Linked DNA regions of Homo sapiens: all the other regions are linked to region 1. The links are chromatin loops, found by intact Hi-C in ENCODE. Cell type or tissue: endothelial cell of umbilical vein. All regions are shown on one strand.

Evidence for each region. Hi-C counts contacts between places; a loop is a spot of excess contacts. Peaks named below come from ENCODE experiments on the same cell type or tissue, not always from the same donor. Only the 100,000 strongest peaks of a DNase experiment are listed, where the experiment ranks them.
Region 2: a loop joins it to region 1, with 10 times the contacts of the local background. A loop is called at or near these places in 3 of 110 quality-filtered maps.
Region 3: a loop joins it to region 1, with 16 times the contacts of the local background. A loop is called at or near these places in 9 of 110 quality-filtered maps.

Annotation. Positions count from the first base shown.
Region 1 is chr19:42,089,350-42,097,349 of GRCh38, reverse strand. POU2F2 (POU class 2 homeobox 2) reads left to right here. Exons shown (of 15, transcript NM_001394376.1): 8 at 1,107-1,268; 9 at 1,421-1,562; 10 at 1,657-1,805; 11 at 1,888-2,064; 12 at 3,455-3,521; 13 at 5,080-5,281; 14 at 5,410-5,483; 15 at 5,759-8,000. The coding sequence ends at 6,093. Among named protein-coding and RNA genes, the nearest start is that of ZNF574, 17 kb to the right of the region's middle. In endothelial cell of umbilical vein, a CTCF peak has its summit at 4,756 (motif pointing right); DNase peaks (open chromatin) are centred at 4,869 and 5,459; H3K27ac peaks cover 310 bases.
Region 2 is chr19:42,030,812-42,038,811 of GRCh38, reverse strand. The region is part of intron 12 of GRIK5 (glutamate ionotropic receptor kainate type subunit 5); the gene reads left to right. Among named protein-coding and RNA genes, the nearest start is that of GRIK5, 35 kb to the left of the region's middle. RefSeq lists enhancers at 3,024-3,523, 3,741-3,790, 3,721-4,015, 3,761-4,055, 6,058-6,830. In endothelial cell of umbilical vein, a CTCF peak has its summit at 3,888 (motif pointing right); no DNase peak of the experiment used is centred here.
Region 3 is chr19:41,995,022-42,003,021 of GRCh38, reverse strand. GRIK5 (glutamate ionotropic receptor kainate type subunit 5) reads left to right here. Exons shown (of 20, transcript NM_002088.5): 20 at 3,723-4,698. The coding sequence ends at 4,151. Among named protein-coding and RNA genes, the nearest start is that of ATP1A3, 4.8 kb to the right of the region's middle. RefSeq lists a silencer at 5,712-5,771. In endothelial cell of umbilical vein, a CTCF peak has its summit at 4,336 (motif pointing left); no DNase peak of the experiment used is centred here; H3K27me3 peaks cover 2,984 bases.

The DNA of each region.
Region 1 (8,000 bases):
GGCGTATGCCTATAATCCCAGCTACTCGGGAGGCTGAGGCAGGAGTATCACTTGAACCCAGGAGGCAGAGGTTATGGTGAGCCAAGATCGCACCATTGCATTCCAGCCTAGGCAACAAGGGTGAAACTCCATCTCAAAAAAAAAAAAAAAAAAAAAACTGAAAAATTCCTAAACATCTGCCCCAGCATTTTGGAGAATAATGGATAAAGGACCTGAGCGACAAACATCCCTGTACCCACCACCTGCTTCATATCCTTTATTGTTAGGGCAATGAAGAATCCCAGATAGAGCTGTTGCTTTTTTGTAAATCTCTCTAATTGCCCTCCCAGTCCTTTTTTTTTTTTCTTAACTTTTACTTTATTTGCAATCTACTCATTGCTTAGGACTTAATTTCTTAAGAGCTGTTTTAGATTCACAGCAAAACTGAGTGGAAGATATAGAGATATCCCATCTATCTCTGCCCCTACACATGCACAGCTTCCTGCATCATCTACATCCCCAACCAGAGTGGTACAAGCGTAACAGGTGATGAACCTACATTGACACATCACTATTACCCAAAGTTCATAGCTGACATTAGGGTTCACTCTTGGCATTGTACAGTCCATGGGTCTGCACGACCTACTCATTTTTAACCCGATTCTCTCAACAGCCCCACTGGGTAGACAGAACAGCAGTGATTGTTCCCATCCTGCAGAGGGGGAAAGTGAGGCCTGGGCTAAGCAGTGATTTGGTGGCAGGGCCAGTCCCTGATTCCCAGGTTGAGATGAGGATGAACCACTGCCTCCAGCTCCAGGGAAAGAGCCCTGGCACAAAAAGCTGGCTGCTCCTTCTGGGAGTTCGCAGGCGTGAAGGGACAGTGCAGAGAGTCCCAGGCAATGAGGAAACCCATGTAGGGCAGCAGAGTCGGACCTTTAAAGGGATTAACAGTGCATGTGGAGGGACCTTTAAAGGGATTGACGGTGCTTGTGGAGGAAGGCGGGGGGAGTCTGCAGGCGGCGGATGGAACGCAGGGGCGAAGAGGGCGGGAGGGGGACTGTGCACCCATCGCTGAGCCCCATCCTGGTCCTCCGCCCTGCATCCCACCCACCTGCCCACCCCACCAGGCCGTGACCCGCCCTACGCTGCCCGACCCGCACCTCTCGCACCCGCAGCCCCCCAAATGCTTGGAGCCACCATCCCACCCCGAGGAGCCCAGTGATCTGGAGGAGCTGGAGCAATTCGCCCGCACCTTCAAGCAACGCCGCATCAAGCTGGGCTTCACGCAGGTCTGGAGGCACCTTGCAGGCTGGGCGGTGGGCGTGGGGGCGTGGCCAGTTGATAGATGCCGCGAGGGGCGTGGCCAGTGGGCGGGCGGAGCGGGCCCAGTGCCGGAAGGCCCCACCCTGACTTCGGGCCCTTCCCCGCCCCACTGGCCCAGGGTGATGTGGGCCTGGCCATGGGCAAGCTCTACGGCAACGACTTCAGCCAGACGACCATTTCCCGCTTCGAGGCCCTCAACCTGAGCTTCAAGAACATGTGCAAACTCAAGCCCCTCCTGGAGAAGTGGCTCAACGATGCAGGTGGGACCAGGCTGGGGTTCCCGCGTAGGGGGCGGGCAGTGGCCGCTGGCCGCGGGAGGCCCCTTCTCATGCTCACGTCTCCCCCGGCGCACAGAGACTATGTCTGTGGACTCAAGCCTGCCCAGCCCCAACCAGCTGAGCAGCCCCAGCCTGGGTTTCGACGGCCTGCCCGGCCGGAGACGCAAGAAGAGGACCAGCATCGAGACAAACGTCCGCTTCGCCTTAGAGAAGAGTTTTCTAGCGGTGAGGCCCCCCTCTCCTGGGTGGCCCTCACCTGAGGGGTGGCGGGCGGTGGGCCTCGGGCTAACGAGCCCTCTGCCTGCAGAACCAGAAGCCTACCTCAGAGGAGATCCTGCTGATCGCCGAGCAGCTGCACATGGAGAAGGAAGTGATCCGCGTCTGGTTCTGCAACCGGCGCCAGAAGGAGAAACGCATCAACCCCTGCAGTGCGGCCCCCATGCTGCCCAGCCCAGGGAAGCCGGCCAGCTACAGCCCCCATATGGTACCAAGAGCCCGCCTGGGGGGTGGGGAGACCACAGAGCTCCGCAGGCACCTGTGTGAAGCCCACCCTACCTGGTTGTCCACAGAGCCTAGAACAGAGACAAGAAGAGTCACTCTTGGAGACAGGCCATCACGTAGATGGGCACAGTTACACAGGGACGGTTTCCAGGGAACTGTGGTCTTACATGGGGGATACAAGCACCCCTAGATACACACCGACATAGCCAGACACAGAGTTATCACAGTGCCATAGCCACACAGGAAGGGATATATGTCCAGGGACGTGGTCCAGGTTAGAACACACAGGCTCACAACCACACAGAGGCAGGGAGAGGCACTTATTTGCCGTTCGGGGAAATTGTCACACCCATGGGTGTACTCTCAGGTCCACAGCTATACACAGGCCCACTTGATATCAGACACAGCTGGGACATCCTTTATCCCATCCTTTTATTTCCATTTCTGGGAAGAGCTGTGATGCTCCAGAGAGGAGCCCCTGCCCCCATCGGTGTGAAGGAGGCACTGTCTGAACTGAGTTCTAAAGGACAAGGGAGAGTTAGCCAGCCACAAGAAGGCAAAGAGCCTTCCTGGACCAGTGTGTACTAAGGCCTAGAAGCCAGGGTGTGCCCAGCCCAATTTGAGAAACTCCAGTGCAATTTAGTGTGGTTGGTGCTGCAGTTTATATGAATGAGGTTGGGGAAGGAGTGGGGGCATGTACCCCAAGTTTTACAGTGAAGAGCTGGAACTTGAACCATGGGCAGTGAGGAGGTAAGGAGTGGTTTTGAGCTGGGGAAGGAGAGAGTCACATTTAGTGAGGTTTCTGGGGCTGATGCAAAGGTGAGACTGGAGGTGGGGTGGCCAAGAAGGAAGCTGATGGTCCCAGAAAATCAAGTAATATGACATCTCAACACCCCGATGCAAAGATATGCATCCATTTAGCCTCGCACTTTAGATCTGCTCTTTCCCTGCCTGGGTCACTTTGAACAGTCTCTCCTGCATTGCTTGCCAACCCCACTGGTAAAAGGGTGGTGTTTGCTTGTCCAGGGAAAAGAGTTTTAGTTTTGCAGAACCAACAATATCAGGAGCATGTGGAGCAGCCACTCTTCCGGTGCAGTCACTTCAGACAGGACACAACCCTGCAAAGACTAGCCAGATGGGGCGGTGTCAGAAGAGAGGTGGGGAGTGTTCTCAATGGAGAATTAGCCCTTCCTGCTTGTGGCTCAGGATCAGCTAGGGCAAGTGTGAAGAAAGCATGTGGAATAATACAAATGCAGCATTGTGCCAAAGCCCCCTGCCCCCATCCTGGGACGGAGGAGTGGGGTCCTACAGGGAGCATCACGGGGGCTGCTGGCAGACAGTGGCTAACCACACCTCCTTTCTTCTCTCCTCAGGTCACACCCCAAGGGGGCGCGGGGACCTTACCGTTGTCCCAAGCTTCCAGCAGTCTGAGCACAACAGGTCAGGGAGGGCAGAAAATGGTGAGGGGGGACTGGGAGGATGTGGCACAGGCTGGAGCCTGAGGTTCCCAAGTGGCTCTGGGTGTCCATGGGCCTCAAGACTGGGCCTGGGGAGTGTGGGTGGGGGAATGGGAGAGACAGTGGGAAGAGGGTAGGACTCACCCCTCCTCTGCAGGAGCAACTCAGCTTTAATCTGCTTCACGATTTCATATGAGAAAAGCATGGGCCTGGTAAAAGGTGAGGCACTTGAGTTTTGTGCCTGGCCTCTGTCATTTTTAAGCTGTGTGAATTCAAGCACTTATTTTATCCTTCTAAGCCTCAGTTTTTATTAAATTATTATGAATGTGTAAAACATAAAAAGATATAAATACATGTATGTAAGAGTGTATGTGTATGTACATATACACACATACATGCATACATACATAGTCTTGTATCCAGAGTTCCCCTCCCTCTTCCTGGGACACGGTAGGTTTATATGTATGGTTATACACCATATATATAATAATAATATAAAATTCGCTGGGTGTGGTGGCTTATGCCTATAATCCCTGCTCTTTGGGAGGCCAAGGCATGTGGATCACCTGAGGTCAGGAGTTCGAGACCAGCCTGGCCAACATGGTAAGCCCTGTCTCTACTAAAAATACAAAAATTAGCTGGGCGTGGTGGCGTGTGTCTGTAATCCCAGCTACTCGGGAGGCTGAGGCAGGAGAATCACTTGAATCCGGGAGGAGGAGGTTGCAGTGAACTGAGATCACACCACTGCACTCTAGCCTGGTGACAGAGTGAGATTCCATCTCAAAAAAAAAAAAAAAAAAAATATATATATATATATATATATACACACACACATAATATATATATGCATAATATATATACACATAATATATATACACATAAAACAACACGTTGCCCCTCCCCAGGCTAGAAAATAGTAAGTGGAGATTTATAAAGTAGTAAGTGCTTGCCTGGCACTGTACTAAACTCTTTCTAAACTGCATTGACTGACTTAATTCTCAAACTCATTTTATGAGATAGGGTCTATTATTATCCCCATTTTCCAGACAAGGGATCTGAAGGTCAGAGAGGTTAAGGCACTCACCCAAGGGCACCACTGGGATGAGACAGAGCCAGGAGTTTCTACCCCAGCAGTCTGGCTGAGTCTGGGCCCTCAGCCCCTGCCAGGTTGCCCATCCCTCAGATGTGGCAGTGTGCCTGGCACCCTTCGCCCCTCCCCAGCCCCTAGAGGGAGCCATAGGGCTTTGTCTCCTGGGCACCCCCGTTTCTAGTCGGTAAAAAAGTGGTTCAGGGCAGGGAGTGTAGAGTGCCAGGGCTCAGCAGGAAGCACCTGCTCTGACTTCCATTGTTATGACAGGGGTCACCATGGCAGAGGCACAGGGAAATGACTCTGGGAAGAGAGGGCAGGGAGGTCTAAGGCTGTTCTGACTGAGGAGATGCTGCGTGAGCTGGGCGGGAGGACAAGTAGGAGCTGACCCCAGGTTCCTCAGTGGGGGACGAGTGGAAGCTGAAGACCCCATCTTTCTGTCTCTCTCTGGCAGTTACTACCTTATCCTCAGCTGTGGGGACGCTCCACCCCAGCCGGACAGCTGGAGGGGGTGGGGGCGGGGGCGGGGCTGCGCCCCCCCTCAATTCCATCCCCTCTGTCACTCCCCCACCCCCGGCCACCACCAACAGCACAAACCCCAGCCCTCAAGGCAGCCACTCGGCTATCGGCTTGTCAGGCCTGAACCCCAGCACGGGGTAAGTGGGTGCACGTGGGAAGCTGTGGGGAGAAGCAGGGTCGCTGCTGCTTCTAGGGTGGGGAGCGGCACCCCAGTTATGTTGGCAGGTCCCTGCCCCTGCTAATGCCTCTGCTTTGCCTCTTGCAGAAGCACAATGGTGGGGTTGAGCTCCGGGCTGAGTCCAGCCCTCATGAGCAACAACCCTTTGGCCACTATCCAAGGTGCGTGCTGCCTCATGTCACACCCATCGTCACCAGCCCTATCCTCTGGGGCCTCGAGCCCTGCCATTGCTGCTCCAGCCATGCCATCCTGCCCCTGCTCACTGCATTGCTTGCCTCTTCATACCCATCTCACCTTTGGGGAAGGTGTGAGGGGTGCTGATGGGGGTCAGTGGGACCGATGGGGAGATGGGGGGCACTCTGGGCAGGATGCTGGAAGGCAAAGGTCTCCCCTGGCCCGGCATGCCCTTAGCCCAGCCTCTCTCTCTCCCCGCCAGCCCTGGCCTCTGGTGGAACCCTGCCCCTTACCAGCCTTGATGGCAGCGGGAATCTGGTGCTGGGGGCAGCCGGTGCAGCCCCGGGGAGCCCTGGCCTGGTGACCTCGCCGCTCTTCTTGAATCATGCTGGGCTGCCCCTGCTCAGCACCCCGCCTGGTGTGGGCCTGGTCTCAGCAGCGGCTGCGGCTGTGGCAGCCTCCATCTCCAGCAAGTCTCCTGGCCTCTCCTCCTCATCCTCTTCATCCTCATCCTCCTCCTCCTCCACTTGCAGCGAGACGGCAGCACAGACCCCTGGAGGTCCAGGGGGGCCCGAGGCAGGGTCCAAACCTGAGTGAGGGCCAGCCATGCCTCCCCTCCCATTCCTCTGGTCCCTGCCTTGGTCCCTTGCCTGGGAAGAGGGCGAGGAGGCCAGTGGTGGGGACGCAGAGGGTCCTCAGAGCAGGAGTGACAAGGGAGGAAAGACCAAAAAAACAACCAACCAAAAAAAAAAAAAAAAAGGAAAGAAACTAACCAACAAAAGAGAAAACCAAAAATAATCACAACAGAAACCAGCTGCCCCAAAGGAACCAGAGGTGAAAAACAAACAAAAAAAAACCAAAAACAAACCAAAAAAAAAAAAAACCCACAAAATCAAACAAACCAAAAAACCAGTCGCGAGCCAGACCTCAGCGTGCTCACCCTCACTGCTACGACGCCAAATAAAAACCCCAGCCAGGGGCGGAGAAGCCTCCAGCAGGTCAGACCTCATGCCACCGAGCCCTGGCTGTGGGACCAACCCCCAACCCTGCCTCCCCCGTGGGGGCTACAGAAGGAAAAAGAGAAGATGCCAGCTTCCTAATCCCAGCCCCCAGCCCTGGGCCAGCGAAGACAGGGCACAGCCTGGGCAGATGGGCTGGGGCTTAGCACCACCCACCAAATGTTCTTTTCCAGAAGGTGAAAGAGAAAGGGCCTGAACAACCTTACACCAAATATTCAGTAGCTTCATCCAAAGGATGTACAGAATTTTTAGCATTGTGCTCAACAGAATGTGTCCCTACCATGTGTCCCCTTCTCCCCTGGCCCCCAGCTCTCCCCACCTGGGCAGGGGGTCTTGCTTTAACCTCCTCCCTCCCCCCAGCAGGGGAGAGTTCAAGGGAAGGCCTGCGGACAACTTTTCATCCCCTGTTCCTCCCTCTTTTCCCCTTTGAAGGGTGGGCTAGGCCATTTTGCCAAGTTCTAGCTCTCACAAGTCCCTCCTCAACCCTGTCACCCTCCTCTGCTCTGGAACTGACTCCCTCCCCAGCCTATGGGAAGGTGGAAATTTCAGGCAAGAGGGGATGAAGACATTCAGTTGAGGGCATTCAGTTGTCTTTTTCCATCCTGTCTGTTTCCCTGAAAAAAAAAAAAATTCATATTCCAGTGCCTATCCGTGGGATCCTTCACGTTCTTTGACATTAACCAGAAACCAAAAAGAGAACTCACCTCGCTTTTCCCACCCTGTGCCCCTCTGGTACTGGCGAATGCCTCTCCCTCCCCCCACATGCACGCACGCACACACCCCAGTGGTGGGGTTCCTCGAGATGGCATCCCCATCAGGGTCCATGTGGTGGGGACAGTGCCACAGCCTGTGGTCCCCATCTGAGAGGGCGCGGTGGTGGCCACCACTCCCACAAGACCTCCACAACTCTTGGCTGGACCCTGTGTTTGACCAGCCCCGGACACGTCTCCACTGACGACGGACAGAGGAGAGACACCACTGGGAGCCACCCTGCCCTCCTGCTATTGTGGAGGCCAACAAAGTTTTGAACCGAAAACCAAAAAAACAGAAACAAACAAACAATAAATTTAAACTAGAAAAAAAATTTATATATATATATAAACATATATATATATATATATATAAAAGGGAAAGAAGATGAGGACTCTTCAAGAATAAGATGGAACCGCGAGGCGGAGCCAAGCCCCTGCACCGGTGGTCCAGGCCCTTGTTCCCCAAGGCGGATGGAAGGACGGATGCTTCTTTCTCTTCACAAATACCTCATGGACGTTGTCTTTGGGAAAGCCGGAGGGGGCGGCTGGGGCAGGGCCTGTCCCTCGGCCAGGGCAGATGGAAGCGGGTGGGCGGGGCTGAGAGAGGGTATCAGGGACAGGGGTGAAGAGCCCCAAACTCCCCTCCCAAATCAACTGAAAAAGCTTTAAAAAAAGACAGGAAAAAAAGGAGTAAGAAAGCAAAAAGAACAGATGAAGGAAAACTTAACAACTT
Region 2 (8,000 bases), 59 kb after region 1:
AGCAGCAGCTGTCATTTGTTGATTTCACACCATGTGCGAGGAACTTTTCAAGTGTTACTTAACATAATTTTCATAGCAGTCCTTCATGGCCTGAGGATCACTGCCCAGTGTGAGATCTGGAGTCCCCAGTGCACAGGGCTGCAGCCAGGTGTGTCTGACTTAAGGCCCGTGCCCTTTCCAGCCCTCCAGCTGGGAACTTGGGAAGCTCGGAGTACACTGATGGAGTGGCACGCTGTGCCAGGCCCTTGTCTGAGCTTTCTGACTTGTCTCCATCCTTGACTCCTCATGGCCACCCAGTGAGAGAGGGACTGGTATTAGCCCCGTTTTCTCAAATGTACAGTGAGGCATCAAGGTTTCATGTCCAGGCCCATGGCTAGTGACCAGGAGAGCCAAGGTGGGCACCCCATCAGGGTGGCCCAGAGCTGGTGAGTGACTTCCAGATGGAAGACAGCCTGGGGCACCACCATCCTGCCAGTCACCCCTGGGCCAGGCACAGGTCTCCTTGGCCTGTCTTGAATTATGACCCATTTTTTCCACCCAGTGGCCATGGCTGACATTGGCCTTCTCCCTGCCATCACTGCCATGGTGTGAATTCAGGTCCCACCCCTCTCATCAGCCTCCTTACTGGCCTCCTGGCTTCTAGTCTCTCCACTCCCCAGCTTGTCCTCCAATAGAACCTTTCTACAGTGTGAGTCTGATCTGTCACTTGTATGCTTTAACTGAAGCCCCTGAGGCCCTCAGGATAAAGCTTAGCCTTCAAGGGCAAAGAAGATCTTAGGTCAGGGTCCCAGGAAGCTGACTCTGAGATGGAGATGTAGAGGCAGGAGGTGTGATGGCGTGCCCCTGGAAACCTGCCCTGTGCAGGAGGGAAGGAAGCAGGCTTGGGCAGAGGAGTTGAGCTGCGCTGCAGTCACAACTGGGCCTTAGCTGTCCCACAGGCAGCTCTGGAGCTGAGCTGGCCGTCAAGGACCTCCCCCTGTGGTAAGGGTGCCAGGCCTTTAAGCACCCACTGATATGTCACTGGACGTGGGCTGCTCTTGGGGAGAGTCAGGACTTTGGGTGAGGGGACGCTCTTCTACTGACAGAGCTGAGAGCCATCAGCCACCTACACCCTGGGCAGCTGAGGCAATGAGTGCCCCACTCCTGAAACAGAGTCTGGGTAGCCACCATGGAGTCCACTATAGCAGTGCACTGGTTAGGAGCCAGAAGGAGCCAGCTTCAGGTCCCCAGTGCTCCCACATGATCCCTGCAAAGCCACTTATCTCTGAAGGTCAGTCACTCCTCTTGAAAAGGGGCTAATGTTACCTCCCTCACAGAGGGTTTTTTTGTTTGTTTGTTTTTGTTTTTCTTTTTGAGGCAGAGTCTCACTCTGTCGCCCAGGCTGGAGTGCAGTGGCGTGATCTCGGCTCACTGCAACCTCTGCCTCCAGGGTTCAAGCGATTTTCCTGCCTCAGCCTCCTAAGTAGCTGGGATTATAGGAATGCACCACAATGCCCGGCTATTTTTGTATTTTTAGTGGAGACGGGGTTTCGCCATGTTGGCCAGGCTGGTCTCGAACTCCTGACCTCAAGTGAGCTGTCCGCCTTGGCCTCCCAAAGTGCTAGGATTACAGGCATGAGCCACTGCACCCAGCCAGTGAGTTTTAAGGCAATTAAATGAGAGCGCATTTGCACAGAGCCTGGCACATGCCTGGCTCACATGTGGTCACTACTGCTAGATACCTTTCTTGAGGCGGTCTGTATGTGAGTGTAGTTAGAAGAATGGGTTTTGGAGTCGGCTAACCCTGGGTTCAAATCTGGACTTACTCCTTACTGGCTTTGTGACCTGCAGGCAGGTGGCTGCCCCCTCTGAGCCTTAGTGTCTCCTCAAATGGGGAGTGGTGACCCCCTAACTTGGAGGGGTATCACAGGGGACAGATGAGATCAGCACAGGTCATAGATGCTGGCATGACCAAGACAATACCCACCCACCTCACCTGTGGCCTCCACACCCTGGGGATGGGAGCCTTGTCTACTTAGCTATGTCCCCAGCTCAGGGCCTGACACATGGCAGGTTTCTAGTAAATTAGTGTTGAATGGGCAATTGACTGATTCTATCAAGGAGTCTTTAGAAATGTTGTCCCCAGTTCTCTTCATCTGATAGAAGACGCACACACACGCCAGGCATGGTGGCTTACGCCTGTAATCCCAGTACTTTGGGAGGCCGAAGTGGGAGGATCACTTGAGCCCAGGAGTTCAAGACCAACCTTGGCAACATGGTGAAACCCTATCTCTACAAAAATTGAAAAAATTTAGCCAAGTGTGGTGGCATGTGCCTGTAGTCCCAGCCACTCAGGAGGCTGGGAGGTGGGAGGATCACCTGAGTCTGGGAGGTTGAGGCTGCAGTGAGCCATGATTGCACCACTGCACTCCAGCCTGGGCGACAGAGTGAGACCCTGTTTTAAAAAAATAGGCTGGGCACAGTGGCTCACATCTGTAATCCCAGCACTTTGGGAGGCCAAGGCGAGCAGATCACCTGAGGTCAGGAGTTCGAGACCAGCCCCGCCAACATGGTGAAACCCCATCTCTACTAAAAGTACAAAAAAATTAGCCAGGCGTAGTGGTGTGCACCTGTAATCCCAGCTACTCAGGAGGCTGAGGCAGGAGAATCGCTTGAACCTGGGAGGCGAAGGTTACAGTGAGCCGAGATTGCGCCACTGCATTCCAGCCTGGGCGACAAGAGTGAGACTCTGTCTCAAAAATAAAAATAAATAAATAAATAAATAAAGTCCATTTCATTAAAAAATTTTACATTATACTGTGTTTCCGGTTATAAAACATATTTGTATTAAGTATAATCCTATTTTGCACAACAATAGCAAGTATATATGCATTAAAAAGCATTTTTGCATACCATCAGAAATTTTCATAAGCAATTATTTGAGAAGGAACTCCTTTATTTTCTGTTTATATATGTAATACTAAATGATAAAATACCAAATGGTACAAATAGCAGAAACACTGGATATACATGATGTTCTTACACCTCAGAGACCATATTCCTCCAACTCATTTTCTACAAATTCATTAATACAGGTACATCTTTAAATTTCTTAATTTTTTTGAGACAGAGTCTGGCTCTGTTCCCCAGGCTGGCGTGCAGTGGCACGATCTTGGCTCACTGCAACCTCCACCTCCCAGGTTCAAGCAATTCTTCTGCCTCAGCCTCCCAAGTAGCTGGGATTACAGGCGCCCACCACCATGCCAGGCTAATTTTTTTGTATTGTTTAGTAGAGATGGGGATTTCACCATGTAGGCCAGGCTGGTCTCGACTCCTGACCTCAGGTGATCTGCTCACCTCGGCCTCCCAAGGTGCTGGGATTAAAGGCGTAAGCCACCATGCCCAGCCTAAATTTCTTAAATTTTTATTTTTGCAAAAATGATATCTTACTATACTTACTGCTGTGTAGTTTGCTTTTTTTACTTGTAACTTGGCCATCTTCCCACGTTAGTACACATAGATCTGCCTCATCTTTAAAAACAGCTACGTTTAGGCCAGGCGCAGTGACTCACGCCTATAATCCCAGCACTTTGGGAGGCCGAGGTGGGCGGATCACCTGAGGTTGGGAATTCGAGACCAGCCTGACCAACATGGAGAAACCCCATCTCTACTGAAAATACAAAAAAATTAGCTGGATGTGGTGGCGCATGCCTGTAATCCCAGCTACTCAGGGGGCTGAGGCAGGAGAATTGCTTGAACCTGGGAGGCAGAGGTTGTGGTGAGCCGAGATGGTGCCATTGCACTCCAGCCTGGGCAACAAGAGCGAAACGAAAACAAAAACAAACCAGCTACATTTAGTCATTCACTTACTGAATAACTACTGAGCAACTATTCTGCACCCACTGCATCCTGGCCACTAGGGGGCAGCAATGTAATGAGCAGAGGTGCTCCTTGTCCCCTCCTTCCCGCCCCCCGCCCCAACTGCTGATGTTCTAGTGGGGGAAACTGACAGCGTATGATATATTAATATCGTGTTAGGTGAAGCAAGGTAAGGAGATAAAAGTGTCTGGTGCGTGGATGCTGTTTTAGACAAGGTGGTTGGATAACGTTTGAGAAGAGACCTAAAAGGGGTGGGGAATACAGTCCTGAGAAGAGCCACCAGGGAGGGTTTTATGAGGGCAGAAGTTTGACTATTTTCCTTACTTCTGCATCCCCAGCGCCTAGAACCATCTGACACCCAGCTGGTGCGCAGCAAATAATTGCCAAGTGAAAGGATGGATCTGGGGAAGAGTGTTTTCCAAGTAGAGAGCCCATATGTATAAAGACTTGAGGGGAAAAGTGTGGTTGAGGGGAAAAAGTGAGGGGCAGAGAGATCCGAGAGCAGGGCCCACATCCCAGGGCCTCACAGTCACTGCTAAGGAGTGTGGCTGTTATTTTTTATTATTATTTTTTAGTTTTTGAAACAGGGTCTTGCTCTGTCACCGAGGCTGGAGTGCAGTGGTGCAATGCAGTGGTGCCATCTTGGCTCACTGCAACCTCAACCTCCCAGGCTCAAGCAATCCTCCCACCTCAGCTTTCCCAGTAGCTGGGATTACAGGCACGCTCCATCACGCCTGGCTGGTTTTTGTATTTTTGTAGAGGCAGAGTTTTGCCATGTTGGCCAGGCTGGTCTTGAACTCCTCGGCTCAAGCAATCTACCTGCCTCGACCTCCTGAAGTGCTGAGATTACAGGTGTAAGCCACCATGCCTGGCCTTGGCTGTTATTTTTATCGTGCTGCAGAGCCACTGGAAGGTTTTAAGCAAGGAATGTGCCATGATATTTTATTTTATTTTGAGACAGAGTCTCACTGTGTAGCCCAGGCTGGAGTGCAGTGGCACGACCACGGCTCACTGCGACCTCCACCTCCTGGGTTCAAACAATTCCTGTGCCTCAGCCACCCAAATAGCTGGAATTACAGGCGCACACCACCATGCCTGGCTAATTTTTATATTTTTAATAGAGACGGCGTTTTGCCTTGTTTCCATGCTGGTCTTGAACTCCTTGCCTCAAATGATCCATCTCCCTTGGCCCCCCAAAAGTGCTGGGATTACAAGCATTAGCCACCGTGCCCAGCCTGATCAATTTTTTTTCTCTTTTTTACTGAGGTGAAATTTATGTCACATAAAAATAACCACTTTAAGGAGTGCAATTCAGTGGCATTTAGTACATTCACAGTGTTGTGTAATCACTATTGCTATCTAGCTCCAAAACGTTTTCATAACCTCCCATAAAACTCATACCCATTAAGCAGTCGCTCCCCACTCCCTCCCCGCTACCCCAACCCCTGGCAACCACCCATCTTTCTGTCTCCATGGGTTTACCTATTGCAAATATTTCACATAAATGGAATCATCCAATATGCGGTCTTTGTGTATGGCTTCTTTCACTTTGCATGATGTTTCCAACTTTTCAAAGTTCATCCACATCATGGCATATACCAGTACTGCATTCCGTTTTTTTTTTTTTTTTTTTTTTGAGACGGAGTCTTGCTTTCTCGCCCAGGCTGGAGTGCAGTGGCATGATCTCGGTTCACTGCAGCCTCCACCTCATGAGTTCAAGCAGTTCTCCTGCCTCAGCCTCCTGAGTAACTGGGACTACGGGCACACGCCACCACACCCGGCTAATTTTTGTATTTTTAGTAGAGACAGGCTTTCACCATGTTGGCCAGGATGGTCTTGATCTCCTGACCACGTGATCCACCCGCTTCAGCCTCCCAGAGTGCTGGGATTACAGGCGTGAGCCACTGCGCCTGGCCTGCATTCCTTTTTATGGCTGAATAATATTCCATTGTATGCATAGGCCAGCAGGATCTAATTTTTAAATCATTTAAAAATGATTGCACTGGCTGCTGTCTTGAGGAACACCTTAGTGGGACAAGAGTAGAAACTGAATGGTCCATTTAGGAGGCTGTTGGAGGGTGTGGATGAGAGAAGATGTTGCCTTGGTTTGAGTGGCAGCTGTGTCAGGTGTGCAGCCAGCTTGGATGTGCATAAGAGGAAGAGAGGAATCGGGGTGACTATGGGGTTTGGCCAGGGCAGCTGGCGAATGGCGAGGCCAGTTTCCACTATAAGGAGGACATGGGAGGAGCAGTTTGCTGGGGCCGGGAAACAAGAGTTTTCTCTGGTCACGGATCATTTGAGATGCCTGCTTAAAATTCAAGTGAGGATATAAGGATTCCATTGTGTGGCTCAGCATGAATTATTTACCATATCCCCTATTGATGGCTATTTGGATGGCTTCCAGCTTTGCTAGCATAGCCAGTGTCATGATAAACTTGGCCTGTGGATTTGTGGGAGTGTTCCTGAGGGATACATTCCAAGAAGTGAAAGTGCTGGGTCAAAGGGTATAAATTTTTTCTAAGTGTATACTGCCAAATGGCTGTTCAAAAAGGCTTCGCCAATTTATATTCCTACCAAAGTGCATGAGAATGTGAAATTTCCCATACTCTTGCCAACAGTCAGTGTTACCAATCTCTAAAATAAAATCTTTGCCCATCTCAAAGGCCAAATATAATATCATTGTTTTAACCTAAACAGAATGTTACTTGGCTGCATAGTAGTAATTCCATGTGGATGTACCATAATTTATTTAGCCATTTTTCATAACTAGTTGTTTCCAGGTGTTTTTATTGTTTGTGCTCTTATAAATAATCATTAACAAACATCTTTTTTTTATTTTTGAGATTGGCGTCTCACTTAGTTGCCTAGGTTGGAGTGCTGTGGTGCCATCACAGCTCACTGCAGCCTCAACCTCCCCAGGCTCAGGTGCTCCTTCCACCTCAGCCTCCTGAGTAGCTGGGACTACAGGTGTGCACCACCATGCCTGGCTAATTGTTTTGTATTTTGTTGCCCAGGCTGGTCTTGAGTCCCTGGGCTCAAGTGGTTCACCCATTTTGGCCTCCCAAAGTGTTACGATTACAGGCATGGGTTGTTGCACCTGGCCAACAAGCATCTTTATGCACAAAAGCTTTGCCTGCATTGCAGCCTATTTTCTTAGGATTGGTTCTCTGAACAGAATAACTGGGTGGAAGAAGAATACCCTTTTTGTGGCTTTCGTGATATTTTGTTGAATTATTTTCCAGAAAGACTACAACAGTTTCTATATAGGCTCCTTCTCAGCATTGAGTGTTTTTATCGGCTTTTAGCTACTTAGACAACTCCCTGTCATTTTCATGGATGGCATATCATTTTGATTTTTCCTGCTTTGACTGGTAGACCACACAGTGGGACTTATGTGGTCAAGTGATTGGTGGAATCTGAGCCCAGGTTAACTCAGAAGGGGCCTGATGGGGCCATGGTCCCACCCTGTGTTTTCCCAGTTCTTGGTTGTATAACTGGAATAGACACACATGGTAGCTGGCAGAATCCCACGTTGGCGCACTGACCCATGGAGTCAGGGCCATTATGGTAGAAAGAGCCACGTGGAAGCTCCTAGAACTCCCTGTCTTTCCCAGAATAGTAATTCAAAAGCAATTCTCTATCCTTTGTGCAAATTGTGGAAATTAGTGTCACCATTAACGGCTTGGAAGAAGCAGGGGTAGTGATCCCATCTACATTCAGCTGGCCTGTTTGGCCTGTACAGAAGGCAGATGGATTTTGGAAGAATGACTTTGGATTATTGTCAACGTGATCAGGGGTGACTCCAATTGCAGTTGCTGTCCCAAATGAAGTTTCTCTATTGGAGCAAGTCAGCACAGCCCTTGGCAGCTGGTGTGAGCTACTAACCTGGCAGATGCTTTTTTCTCCATACCAATTTCCAAGGGCTACCAGAAGGCAAGGTTCACATCTTCACAGTCTTGCTCAGTGTGACATCAACTTTCCCACTTTCTGTCCTGATTTAGGCTGCAAAGAACTTGAACTCTACAGTCCACATAGCCTCACACTGGTCCCCTACATTGACAACAGTATGCTGATCAGATCTGATGAGCAGGAAGTAGTTGAGTCAGTGCAGTTGGCATTAAACCTGGCAGATGGCAGTCTGG
Region 3 (8,000 bases), 94 kb after region 1:
GCTCACACCTGTAATCCCAGCACTTTGGGAGGCCGAGGCTGGCGGATCACCTGAGGTCAGGAGTTCAAGATCAGCCTGGCCAACATGGTGAAACCCCATCTCTACTAAAAATACAAAAATTAGCCGGGCATGGTGGTGCACACCTGTAATCCCAGCTACTCGGGAGGCTGAGATGGGAGGATCGCTTGAACCCGGGAGGTGGAGATTGCAGTAAGCTGAGATTGCACCACTGCACTCCAGCCTGGGTGACAGAGGGAACCAGAAGAGGACACAGCCCTGGACTGGTCCCACACTGTGTTCAGGAGGGCTGCTTCCATGTCCCTGGGGGCCGCCCAGCCACACCCCTGCATTTCCAGACCCATTCGTGCTCTTGCACCCCTGGACTGCTGGTTCCCTGCTTCCCCTCTCTCTGTCAGCCTCCAGCCCTTCCTCCCCCTCCTCACATCCAGCGGCTGACCTTACATCTACTCCCCAGACCCCAGCTCTGCATCCAGCTGCCTGCCAGTGTTCTGCACTTGGCCCAAGGACTCCTCTGAAGGAGCCGTCCATGCTGCTAGTAAAGGTGCCCTCCACCCGTGTCCAGGTTGCCTTCTCAAGGACATCCCTCCGGCAAGTCTGTCCTTTCCTCCTGCAGCATCAGTTGTCCTCTCTTTATTGGATTCAGGCCACCAACGTACAAATATGCTGTCATTTCTCCAGTCTTAAACCCTCTCCTGACCTCACTTTCCCTCCCAGCCACCGCCCACTTTCTTCCCTTCTCTTTACAGCCTTGGCAGCAGTGGGGGGTCTCCCTGATGCTTCCAGTTTCTTCTTTCCTCCCATTTCCTCTTGCCCCCCACTCCAGTCTGGCATCGGTCCCTGCCACTCCACTGAAGCCACTCTTGTCACCAGCAACTTCCATGTCTGAAATTCCCGGTCTCAGGCCTCATGTATATGAGGTAGCAGTGGGCTTCGGCACAGCCAGTCACTCTCAATCCTCAAAGCCCCTTCTTCCCCTTCTCCCACTTCTCCGGTCACTCCTTCCCAGGCTCCCTCGTTGGGTTTCTCTTTCTCCCCAGGCTCTGTTTGTTGTGGGGCTCCAGGGCTCAGTCCTTAGACTGCTTCTCTTCTCGGTCTTTCTCCACTACTTGAATGATCCCACCAGCCAAATGGCTCTTAAGACCCACTATGTGCTGGTGATTCTTGTGTTAGTTATCTATTGCTATCATAACAAATGACCTTAACAGCTTTTAAAAAGCCAGCTTCCATTGGTTCACAGTTTCTGTGGGTCCAGAGCCTCGGAGCAGCTTAGCTGGATGTTTCTGGCTGCCATGGGTCTCTGATGAGGTCATAGTCATGTTTTTTGGCCAGACTGCTGTGGTCTGAAGGCTCAACAAAGGGTGGAGGGTTCCGTTCTAAGATGGCTCACTGTCCCAAATGTCCCCATGGGATTTTAGTTTCTGGAGGTGGCCAAGTGACAACATGGAGACCAATTTCATTGAAAGATGATTTTTGCCCAGGTGTGGTGGCTCACGCCTGTAATCCAAGCACTTTGGGAGGCTGAGGAGGGCAGATCACATGAGGCCAGGAGTTCAAGACCAGCATGGCCAACATGGTGAAACCCTGTCTCTACTGAAAACACAAAAATTAGCCAGATATGGTGGTGGACACCTGTAGTCCCAACTACTCAGGAGGCTGAGACAGGAGAATTACTTGAATCTGGGAGGTGGAGGTTGCAGTGAGCCGAGATTGCACCACTGCCCTCCAGCCTGGGTGACAGAGTGAGACTGTCTCAAAAAGAAACAGAAAGAAAAATGATTTTTATTCTTTAACATTTCCCAGGAGAAGGGGAAACAGCTTACGATTCACCAGTTTGGATAATGTCAGTGGACTCTGGGCTATAGGGGCTGTCCCTACTTATCTGGTACCTGGCCCCGGGTTGATTTAGGTCAGGAAGAATATTGGCTTGGTATGTGAGAGTTAGGTAAAGGGGGAGGTTGGGGGTATAGATTGGTTGGTTTGCACATGAAAGGCAGCTGAGCCCTCTGCTATCTCTAAGGCTTGGCTAGTTCTGGGAGGGGTAGTCTCTCCCCAGCCTGCAAGATGTTTAAAGTGTCAAAACATCCTAAGACACAGAAAATAAAAAACATGATGAATACACTCACATGGCAGTTGGCAGGAGGCCTCAGTTCCTCAGACAAGGACCTCTCCAAGGACTGCTTGAGTGTCCTCACACCATGGCAGCTGAGATCCCCCAGGGCGAGTGATCAGAGAGAGCAAGGCGGAAGCAGAATGTGCAATGGCTGAAACTTATTCTGTTGGTCACACAGACCAGCTCTGACACAGTGTCAGAGGGGATTACACAGGGGCGTGGACGCGGGAGGTGGGATCTTGAAGGCTGCCTGCCTTAACCCACAAATATGTGTCTCCCCTGAAGCCAAGGTCTGCAACTTCAGCTCCACACTTGGTATCTCCACTTGGATATCTGATAGGTGTGCACGTGATGCGATGTGTCCAACATTGGGCTTCTGCCCACCTGTGAGGCAATTTGGTCCTTCCAGTTGCTCGGGCCAAAATATTGGAGCTTTCTTTCACTATTCTCTCTCTTCCATGCCCCGTATCTGATCTCTTAGCAGATCCTATTGGCTCCACCTTCAGAATATATCCAGAATCCAGACCTTTCTCAGGTCGCTCTGGTCCAGCCATCCCTATCTCCTGCCCGGGTTATTGTCATAGCTTCCTCCATGAGCTCCCTGCTCTTGCCTTGGCCTCCCTACAATCTGTTCTCAACACAGAGTGATCCTATGAAAACACAGCACTCCTCTACCTAAAGCTCCCCAGTGATTCCCGTCTGACTCTCATTCTGATTTTCAGAATGAAAGCCAAAAATCCTTCCAGTGGTTTATGGGCCTTACCAGAGCTGGCCGCCACTGCTCCTTTGACCTCATTTTTCTGTCTTCCCTGTGCACGCCCCCCTCCAGCCATGCTGACCTGCTTGCAGTGCCTCAGACGTGCCAAGTCACTCCCACCTGGGCATTTCGGCCCTGCCCGGTTATCTGTCCAGCAGGCTGGCTTCCCAGGTCTCCAGTGGCTCACCCTGTCTTTATTTAAGGATCCTTCTCTCAGTGAGGTCTTCCTTGACTGTCCTGTCTCAGAATTCATCGTCACTCCCTACCCATACACCTTAGGCCTCTTCCCGATTTTCTTTCTTTCCAAAGCACTCACCACGCCTAACACACTACATACATGTCTGTTATCTTCTGTCTCTGCACACTTGAGCATAACCTCCACGAGGGCTGGGACTTCTGTCTGTTTCCTTCTCTGCCATATCCCCAGTGCTCAGAACAGTGCCGGGCACACAGCAGGCCACAGGTAAATATGCCTTGCAATAATGAACGCATGGATGAGGGGCAGAAGATGGGAAATCAGGAAGGAAGAACTGGAGAAAATTTAGAGACAGTGAAAAGACCAGAGGAAAGAGAGGAGCTTAGGTGGAAGGTGAAGGGCAGATTCAGGAACAAACGCAGAGTAGAATGGAGACATTGAAGATAAGTGGGGAGAGGTGGAGAGGGGAGGCAGAAAACACGGGGGAGATAAAGGGAAGAGAAGTGGGAAGGGAAGCGAGGGCAGAAGGAAGAAAGACCCGGGCGAGGAAAGGAGGAGGAGGAGTGGGATGTGGAGAGGGGCTGGGGGAGGCGGGAGGCGGACTGCGCCGGGACGGTGACCGCCCGCGCCACCCCCAGGTGTCGGTGTGCCAGGAGATGCTGCAGGAGCTGCGCCACGCCGTTTCTTGCCGCAAGACGTCGCGTTCCCGCCGGCGCCGACGCCCGGGCGGCCCGAGCCGGGCCCTGCTGTCACTGCGCGCGGTCCGCGAGATGCGCCTCAGCAACGGCAAGCTCTACTCGGCCGGCGCGGGCGGGGATGCGGGCAGCGCGCACGGGGGCCCGCAGCGCCTCCTGGACGACCCGGGGCCCCCCAGCGGAGCCCGACCCGCCGCCCCCACCCCCTGCACCCACGTGCGCGTCTGCCAGGAGTGCCGGCGCATCCAGGCGCTGCGGGCCTCGGGGGCCGGCGCGCCTCCGCGTGGCCTGGGCGTCCCCGCCGAAGCCACCAGCCCGCCCCGGCCGCGGCCTGGCCCCGCCGGCCCCCGGGAGCTGGCGGAGCACGAGTGACCACGGGCGGGGCTGTGCGGGCGCCCGGACTGACCGAAGGGACGGGGCCCGCCCCAGGCCCCAGCAGTCTCCGCTCCCGCAGCGGGCGCGGGACAGGACTTGTGCGCCGGCGCCCCGGACGCCGCGATTTTGCCTTTGGTTCCCCGCGAAGTCCGAGGCCTGGCTCTGGAGCCCGCCTGCGCCCCCCAGTGGACTCGCGAGAGGGTGCCGCGGGCGAGAAGGGCGCAGGAACCGAGGACTCCAGGGGCTGGGGACTTCGGGGGCGGCTCTGGGAAGCGGAAAGCAGTCAGCGGAGAGGACCCCATTCTGGGACTGCTCAGGCTCCCCAAGACTTGACGCAGCCCCCCACGCTTCTGGAGGTGGGGAGGGCCTCTGGACAGATGGGTGTCCCCTGGTGCCCCTCCACTCTTCTCTTCCTCTCTTTTTTGGGGGGAGAAACCTCGGAATTTCTATGAGACCTCCCCCAGGGAGGGGGTCAGTTGGGCCCCCATCCCTCCCCTTGCCACATCGCAGCCCCTGTTGGAATAAAAAAAAGAACAAAACCCCAGAACTGGGGATACCGTCTCTCATTTCCTGGGGGTGTGAGGGCTTTGGAGGCTTGGGTCCCCGGGGCACCTGCTGAGAATCAGAGTGAGCCTCGATGGTTACTTCCATGCTCTCTCCACCCTCAGCCCTGCCTACAGGCTGCAGGCCAGCCCGGGTCCCAGCAGCTGGCCCCTCTCCACTGACCTTCTCTCAGGACAGAGGGAGGCTGCGACAGAGACCCTGAGACAGATGGAGAGATGCAGGGATCTGGAGACGCGGAGACACCGGAAGCGGAGACACAGAAAGACAGAAAACAGATGGGGCTGGGGGAGGGGAGGGCCAGTGAGCTGTTGAGTGTGGCCGTGCCTGGGGTGGCGAGTGTGTGCCTGGGCCGGGGTGATTCAGTGACGTTGTGATCGTGTGTGCACGCATCTGCGAGGCCATCTTCAACTGTCTGTGGCTGTGATCCCGTGTTTCTGTTGAAAATGTACCTCCCCAACCCCCAAGAGAGGAAGTGAGGAATCCCAGTAGACTGGGGGGTGGGTGGGCGGGCAGGGGTGGGAGAGGCTGAAGGGCTGATGGCGCAGGAGAAAGGTGGGTCCGCCTTCTGTCCCCGCCCTCCCTGCCCCGCCGGAGGTTTCTGTGGAAACTGCAGCTGAGGAAGGACGAGTGAAGGTCACACAGCAAGAGCCAAAACGAGGCCGAGCAGAAAGGGAGAGATGGAGGGATGGCGAGAGACAGAGATGGGGAGAGACAACGAAGGGGGCAGAGTGGGCGGGAGGGGGATGGGGAGAGAGAGCTAGAGGACACAGAGCCGGCGAGACAGGGAGAGAGGCTGGGTGAGGTGAGAGAAGACTGGAGAAAGAATAGAGGGCTGAGACCAGAGGTGAAGCGGGAGGGTAAGATACACCCGGAGTTGGGGTGAGAGACAGGAAGCCATAAAAAACTAAATGGAACCTGGAGGGGACTGGAACGGAAAGGAAAGCCTGACTGGAAAGGTCCCAGAGAGAGCGAGGCTGCGCCCGTTCCTGGGCGGCGGCCCGGGGCTTGGGAGCTGTCCGTTCAGCACCCAGTTGGCCAGCCTGAGCCCAGAGCGCCCGACTTCCCTCCAGGGCCCGCCTGCCCAGCGCAGTCCTGGCAGGCCGGCCACACCCTGGGAGACCCCTCCCCGCACACAGCGCCCCCCGTCGCCACCCGTCCCCTTCTGCGTCTCAGACCCTGGTTGCGTGCCCCTCGGACAGGTGTGGGGGCAGGCACCAGCCTCTCTCTGTTGTCTCGCATCTCTATCTCCACGTCTCTTACACACTCCAATCAATGTCTCTGCCCTTGGGTCGGACTCTTTGTCGAGGTGACTAGAACATGATTACAGACATTTCTGGTTTCTCCCCCTTCTCTGTCCCAATGCCTCGAGGCCAATTCCCTCTGGGGTCTCCCCCATTTCTGAGTCCCCGGTCCCCTACCAGGTTTCTGCTCAGTCTCCCCCTGGCCTTTATCTCTGAGTCTCCCTGGTTTACCAAGCCTGTCTCTGCCTGGCTGTCTACGTCTCTCTGTCTCTGTCACCTTCACTGAACTCTTCCGTTGCTCTGTCTCCGTGTTCTCATCTCTGCATCTGCCAATCTCTGTCTGTCTTTTTCAATCTGTTTGTATCCGCCTCTCTCTGGTTCTGGGCTGCCTGTTTCTCCCTCTGTGTCTCTCCTTCCGCCTCTCACATCTAGCTCCCCTATTCCCCTTTATCCCTGTGACCTTCCCAGGTCTTTCCTTCTCACCGCCCCCCCTACTTCTGCAGAGCCTCACCAGGAGCACGATGCACAGTCATCAGTCTCATCAGGCTCGTGCCTGAGGAGAGAGTGCATGAGGGGGGACGTGAGCTTGTGTCTGAGGTGGGATGGGAAGGGCTCAAGGCCTCCCCCGGCCCAGCTGGAGAGCAAGAGCAGACAGAGCCTAGAATCTCCTGGAATCCAGGCCTCCCCCACCTCCCCAGGCTTCCCCATCTCCCCAGTCCCATTCTCCATGGTCCAGGCCCATGCCTCTAGGCCAAGGTGTCAAGAGAAGGAAAGGAGGATATGTTGATAGGCTCTCCCTCCCCTAGGAAGAGGGCAGAGTTGGGGAGGGGGCGTCTGGGGGTGAGGCATCTGGGTTAAAAGATGTGGCTCCTCCCCCTTTCCCAGTCTCCATGGCAACAGCCCAGTCTGCAGGCCCAACCTCCTTTGCTGCAGAAGCAGCTCCCTGTTACCATGGCAACAAAGGACAGCGAGAAAGATGGGGACGGGTCAGAGGACAGGATTGGGATGGGGCTCTGGGCACTGGGGAAAGCCTCCATTCACTCTCTGGCCTTGTCTCTGTCCATATGCTGTGGCTCTGAATCTCTGTGTTTCTGTGCCTCTCTCTGGCCTTCAGCCTTTCACACATTTCCCTGCACCAGGTCCTCGACCTTCACCCACCCACCCTCATACACCAAGCTCACTCCCTGTCCCTTGCCTGCGTCCCCCACATCTCCTATCCCATAGGTGGAGAGGATACCCACATTCTGAGAAAACTACAAGGTCAAATGCTCTCTGTCTCTCTCTCTCTCTCTTCCCCTTCTACCATCCCCAGGGAGAGTCTGGGGTGTTCCTCATAGAACAAAGTGGTGTTGGAGTGAGTGGGGAGGCCTCAACTTCTTGGGCTCCAGTGGGGTGGCTGATGGGGTGTTGTGTGTCGGCAGCAGGCCTGGGGTGTGGGTGCCGGCTGTGCATCTGTGTGTGTACATATACTGTGACGAGCTCTGTGTGTCATGTGGGTGAGGGCGTTGGGGTGTGTTTGGAGGTGCAACAAAGATGTCTGCGATAGTGCTGCAATAACGTGATGTGTGTATGTGTGGGAGGTGTGTGGGTGTCGCGTGACTTGTGTTTGAATTATTGTGCTATGTGTAAGTGTGTGCACCTTTTTGTCTGTCATTCACAGTTAGCATTGGCAACTTTGCACTGTGGGCCGTTGCTCATGCCCAAACACACTGGGGAGCAGTGTGTGTGAGGATGTGTGCGACATCGTGGGATCATGCAACGATGTCCACAAAGGCTGATGTAGTGTGTCTGGAGGCAGTGTGAGGCCTGTGCGTGTGTGATGGTGCTGAGTGCAGGTGTGTGTTGGTTTATGGGTTGCACGATGTGGGTTTCTATGTGAGATGGTGGGAGGTCAGGTGTGGTAGAGTGTGTGATGTGTGAGTCTGCGATTTTCTGAGTGTCGGTGTTAGTCCGCACAGCACTTTGTGGCTGTGATTATGAGTCTCTTGTGGTGTGATGGGTGTGTAAGGTGTGTGCCCTATGTGTGTTTCACTCTATGTTT